Linked DNA regions of Mus musculus: region 2 is linked to region 1. A link is a loop called in an ENCODE intact Hi-C map of the cell type or tissue named here. Cell type or tissue: gastrocnemius. All regions are shown on one strand. Each heading gives the region's core, and the rest is flanking DNA. Links, peaks and the distances in the headings are about the cores only. Region 1 overlaps Rcan2 (regulator of calcineurin 2). Region 2 overlaps Cyp39a1 (cytochrome P450, family 39, subfamily a, polypeptide 1).

The links. Peaks named below come from ENCODE experiments on the same cell type or tissue, not always from the same donor. Only the 100,000 strongest peaks of a DNase experiment are listed, where the experiment ranks them.
Region 2: a loop joins it to region 1, with 7 times the contacts of the local background. A loop is called at or near these places in 32 of 42 quality-filtered maps.

The regions. Positions count from the first base shown.
Region 1 is chr17:43,868,618-43,871,539 of GRCm38, forward strand. The region is part of intron 2 of Rcan2 (regulator of calcineurin 2); the gene reads left to right. Among named protein-coding and RNA genes, the nearest start is that of Rcan2, 68 kb to the left of the region's middle. In gastrocnemius, for the core only: CTCF peaks have their summits at 402 (motif pointing left) and 1,301 (motif pointing left); DNase peaks (open chromatin) are centred at 399, 1,290 and 2,584.
Region 2 is chr17:43,700,113-43,703,034 of GRCm38, forward strand. It overlaps Cyp39a1 (cytochrome P450, family 39, subfamily a, polypeptide 1), which reads left to right. Exons shown (of 12, transcript NM_018887.4): 7 at 1,365-1,455. Among named protein-coding and RNA genes, the nearest start is that of Gm25783, 3.2 kb to the left of the region's middle. In gastrocnemius, for the core only: a CTCF peak has its summit at 1,107 (motif pointing right); a DNase peak (open chromatin) is centred at 1,116.

The sequences.
Region 1 (2,922 bases), core at 298-2,797:
TGGCTCAGCAGTTAAGAACACAATGACCTTACGGAGGAGCTGGACCTAATCCTTCTGCATGTCATTCCGGGGGCAGTGTTCTCTGAGTTTGACCATATAGCTTAGTGGTGTGTTCTTCTCCATCCACGTAGATGTCAGCAGCATTCTGGATGTTGGAGCAGATACCTCCCTGACCCTTATTGGTTTGGTTTTGGTTTTAGCTCATTTTCTTCTCTTTTCCAGAGGATTCTCTTTTTTTTTTCCTTGACTCCCTGAGGACTCCGTCCCTCAGAGCCTAACCCCTAGCTCTCATTTCTTTTAAAGCAATTTTCTTTCTTAGACATGGCATTCACCATGCTCGCAGCCCTCACAGCTTCTGTTTAAGATGGTTTCTCACCAGCTGCTGCTGCTGCTGCCCTCCGCTGGCCGCTTAGAACATCAGTTGTGAATGGCACACCATGCTAGGGTGGAGGGCACAGATCAATGACGGTTCTGATGGGGTCTTATTGAACACACACACACACACACACACACACACACACACACGCACGCACACCTGATCAGAGAATATCGATAATTGAGTCATGGAAAGAGACAGGACGCCCTCATCCATACTTCATGTATCAAAACTGTTATTCCATGCCCTGAAAAGGTGTTTGTTCTGTGATCCCTCCTGGTTTTGAACCCCAGGTTCCTAATGCATAAGGGATCATTTGTTTCTATAGGGACGGGGGCTACTCCTTGTAAATAACACTCACTATGCAACCCAAACCAAGGCACGCAGTAGTCTAGTAGTATTACTTTAAACTCAGATTCAACTTTCTTGCCTTGCATAGAACTCAGTGGAGTTATGCAGTCCAATTATTTACTTATTCAATGGTCTTGTCTTTCATGGCTTGTCTTTTTTAAATGCAGGGATTCTGTGCTTTGAAATCTGTACTCAGTTCATGTATTCCGGAATTTATATCTTAAAAAGTTGAAGCAACTAGGTTTAATTACTTAAAACATGATCAGATTGAGGTAGCAATCACCTAAATCTAATCTGTGGGAATCTGAAACATTCCTGTCCTCCCTAGTCCAGACCAGATTAATTGGCACAAAAAGCAGTAAATGATATCTTTGGTTGTTTCTTGAGAATGTAGAAAATGACATATCCTGCATTTTACAAGGCAGTTTGCTGACACAAAGGATATGATGAGCCAGCAAACTATTTAGAAATGTTTTCGATTCCCCCCCTCCCAAAAAATATGTGCTCTTTCTCAGTCAAGCTGGCTTGACATCAGCTTCTCTCTCAGTGGTCGCTGCTGCCCCCTGCTGGTGGTTACAATCCAGGCACGGACTTCCCATGTGGAGAATGAAGGTGAGCTTCTAAAAGAGGTGGTTTTCAGGAAAGGAAATAAAAGTTTGCGGTTTCATCATATTTTAAAATATTTACATACTAAAACAAGACGCAGTGAGCTTATCTTGGCAATGATGTATTGGACAGAATAGTGGACGAAGGATTGACTGTAGAGATGGAGCCCGTGCTGTGGATGGAGGGAAAAGGCTAGAGAGGTGGCGTTGAAGAAAGGAAGGTCTTAGGAGGTTGGAGATGGACCTTAGGCTTTCAAAAGTAGCACCTCTCTAACACTGGCTGCTTTGGAATCATATGGGAGCGTTGTCTGAACCAAACTCGCCTGATCTATAGCTCTTAATACTTAACAGTAGGCTCACTGAGGCGGGATAAAACCTGAACGTTGGTCTTCACATGACAACTGTAGTTGTCAATGTGGAGTCATGAATGTGGATCAACCCGAGATGTGCTCTAATGCCAGAAGGTAGCCTTTCCATCACATAAGAGTTGCAAATAGCCCCATGAGCTGGGATCCTAACGAAATGAAGTGACAATCTTTCAGTGTCGAATTCTGAATGTTTATGATTTCTGTTATAATTGATCAGTTTGAAAAGGCTTAAAGATAATTTGACTGTTATGGTGGTCACATTTAACAAACAGCAAGGAAAATTCTTGGGAATTTAACAATGGGTTCTACAGACTGGGTGAGAACTAGTTGGTGGCACAGTTCTGGCTCTACCCTTGGGATGTCTGGGCAATGGAGTGGGTACCAGGCAGTGAGATTGGTCAGGTGAGAACAGTGAAGAAAGTGCCCCATAGCATTATGAAGAGGCTCTGATTGTTAGAGTGGGGCTCACATGTTACTTCTGGAAGGAATTAAGGGATTTACTTAAATCTGGGAAGGATGGAAGGTTAGAATGAATATAACCTCCCCACACCCCCAAAAGTGTTGATGACATTAGAGAGACAAACAGTTAAATTGTTTCCTTCCAAAACCCAGCTTTTTTTCCTCTGATCTTGTCCTAACAGACAATAAAGGAGGTTTAGGCTATGTTACAAAGTCAGTGCCAAATTATTATATTTATATACCTTTGCTTCAAATAAGGGTACTGATGTATTGTTGCACAGAATATTGAAGACCCATCACCTTTAAAGTACAAGTGGGATTAGATCTGGGAGGGCAGCTCAGCTCATAAAATACAGACATGGAGACCCAAGTTCAATCCCCAGGACCCAAGTAAAAAGCTAGGCATGGGGCCAGAGAAAAGGCTCATCGGTTACAAGTACTTGGCAGCCTTGCAGAGGATCTGAACTTGGTTCCCAGCATGCACGTGGCAGCACACAACCCCTTCTAACTCCAGTTCAGGGGACCCAACATCCTCTTGCCACGGAGGCATGCACACACATGCAGGTATATATACATACACAAGAGGGAAGGGATTTGTGTCAGTGAGCATGATGCTAGCACCAAACAGCTCCATTTGAGTTTCACATTATCCATTTATTATTTTTATTTTTTAAAAAAATATCTTTTTAAAGGCTGGGTATGGCAGCACACTACTGGATACACAGGCTGAGGGAGTCCCTGGGGTTTGCTTGCTAACCAGTTT
Region 2 (2,922 bases), core at 146-2,645, 170 kb before region 1:
CTGGCTGGCTGAGTGATCCGGGGTGGAAGCAGGATTCTTAGATGATGGAAACGATGGATGTAGTATACTCAGTAGGAGACATTTATGATTTATTACGGTTCTAATGGAGATCTTTGCTGTCCAATCTATATGGAAAGCTGCTGCGCTCAGCTTGGCTTTAAAAGCCTAGACTGAGGTTCCACGCTCCTACGAACAGCAAGTATGAAATCATTCATGCATTACCTTGAGTTACCACTGGGCATTGAAAAATCACATTATATACCAAATAATCCTAATAGGCCAAAAAGAAAGGCTTTACAGATGTACTTGGGGGCTGGTGAGATGGCTCAGTGGGTAAGAGCACCTGACTGCTCTTCTGAAGGTACAGATGTACTTGGGTGAGGTGTGGGAGAGTGCTGGGTGTTGAGCCTGTGGCCTTGTCGGTCCATACCACACGAGTGTCTTAGCATTGATCTACCCCTCCAGCGCCTCATAAGTTACTTAACGAGATTTAAGTGTGGCTTCCTGGGATTATTTAAAATTAATATGCTTCACGTGCAAGAAGAAAACCCCCTAGTTCATTCTCACACATTCTTTCTTGCTCTCCACGTGGTCTTGCTGTCTAGGCCTGGCTGCTACACAGTCACAGGCAAACCAAGTTGTCCTTGAACTTGCGGCAATCCCCCTGCCTCTATTCCCCAAGAGCTGAGATTATAGCTGTGTGCTACCACTGTCTGCTGCTACATTTGTATTTTAAGGAAATTAAATCATGACAATGTTTTCATGTTGTATTAACATTCTTAAGTATTACGATTTGTTCTGAATATTTAATGTATGCCTACATGACATTTTATGTTGTTTGCTAGTAAATACAATCTGGAACCTTCCCTAGTTCAACAAAGAAACTCTCTATAAATACCAAAGCTAAACTACAGCAATAATCAGTTATAGATTTGACCTCTAAAAGGTATATGATACCGCTCTTGTTTATAAAATCTAGTTGTTTTTAATGGTGATATTTAGTAGCATGTTTTAAAAAATGTTTTTCCCCCCTTTATTTTTATTTTATTTGTATGGGTGTTTTACCCACATATGTCTCAGCGCCACATGTGTGCAATGCCCACAGAGGCCAGAAGAGGGCATCAGATCCTCCAGAACTGAAATTAGAGATGGCTGTGAGCCATGATGCAGGTTTTGAGAATGGAACCTGTGTCCTTCCTTCGGAAGGCAGCCCGTGCTCTTGCATGCTAAGCCATCTCTCCAGCTCCTAATCGTTGGAGCTGGAACACTGTTCTTGCTTCTTTCAACTGTCTATGGCTAACACTGACTCCGCCTGCATTTACCTGGTAAGACAGTTTTATGTTGTATGTGTTCCTCTTTTGCAGATTGCATTCTGGACACTTGGATATATCCTGTCTCATCCCGATATCCACAGGACTGTTTTAGAAAGCATATCTTCTGTGTTTGGCACTGCAGGTACTAAATTAATTTACACAATCAAGGACGCATGGAGTATGTATGGTTTGATCGGGAATGTCTGCCATGTTTTAATCAGGGATTCGGGCTGGGGACATGGCTCAGTTGGTAAGATGCCACTGCACAAGCGTGAGGACCTATACTTGTTCATTCTTCAGCACCCACTTAAAAAGGGGGGGGCTTCGAATTGTGACACACACTGGTAATCCCAGTGCTTAGTGTGTAAAGTCATGGACTATTGTATGAAATATTAAAAATAATTTGATTTTTTTGTTCAAAAAGTATATTATTATATAAGATATGATGCCAGTTAAAGTTGTCCCTCCCTCGCCTCCTGTATAATGGCTAAAAATACCATTTTGAAAATATTTTGTTTGGAGTTTTTATCCAAACCAAACAAACTTGACTGGGTACCTAAGCCCTGCTCTGGTCATGCCAGCCTGGAAGGTGAACCCAGCAGTGCTATGCTTTTATCATGTGGAGATGTGAGCACTAGAATCATTGAGAACTAGCAATGCTCACAGTTGGAATCCCAGAAGCACTCTGGTGAATATGAGAAAAGGCTATTGGCCTACACAGAGCTTCAGGTCTGCAGAGCTGATCAGAGATATGCAATGGTACATATCTGCATACGTGTAGGCACGTGGCTGCAGGTGAGGATGTGCCTCTACAGGTGAGCATGAGTCTGCAGGTGAGCATGTGTCTGCAGGTGAGCTTGTGTCTGCAGGTGGACATGTGTCTGCAGGTGGGTGTGTGTCTGCAGGTGAGCTTGTGTCTGCAGGCGAGCTTGTGTCTGCAGGTGGATGTGTGTCTGCAGGTGGGAGTGTGATTGTAGGTGAGCGTGTATCTACAGACAAACGACAAACACCCTGACTCACACAGTCTGTCCACATTTACTGGAGTCTTTCCTGACATAAAGTTCTCTAGAATCCTGGCCTTTGGAGAGTACAAGGCCAGAATGAGAGTGGTAGGGATAATATGGAGGGTCCAAGAGACCTAGAGGTCACAACTGGAGTGTGACATTAATCTTGAGTGTCCACAGGGTTTGAATTTGGAGCTCTTAGACACAGCTCCAGTGTAAGGAGACAGAACCCTTTGCTCCTTCTGTACCCTGACGTATTCTTAAAACTTGTTATTCTCTCTTAACAGGAAATCATTCCTTCAAACAGGGTTTCATGGTAATAGCTTCACTGACTTCCATTTTTAAGTCATTACTGTAGAATGGAAAACAACTCATAAAAATGTAAAACTTAAATAAATATGGAGATGGAGGTAGCTCAGGGAGCTCTGAATAAATAAAATAGATCTGGAAGCATCTATGGCTAAGTCATAGTAATGGCTCAGAAATTTAGATGTGGGGGAGGCCACAAGGCCATGATATTGAGGAAGATAACCATGAATCTATACAAAGGAAGATGGCAAAGGAAGAATATTAGAGTGTTGCTGTATTATCAAGTACTCTTCAGC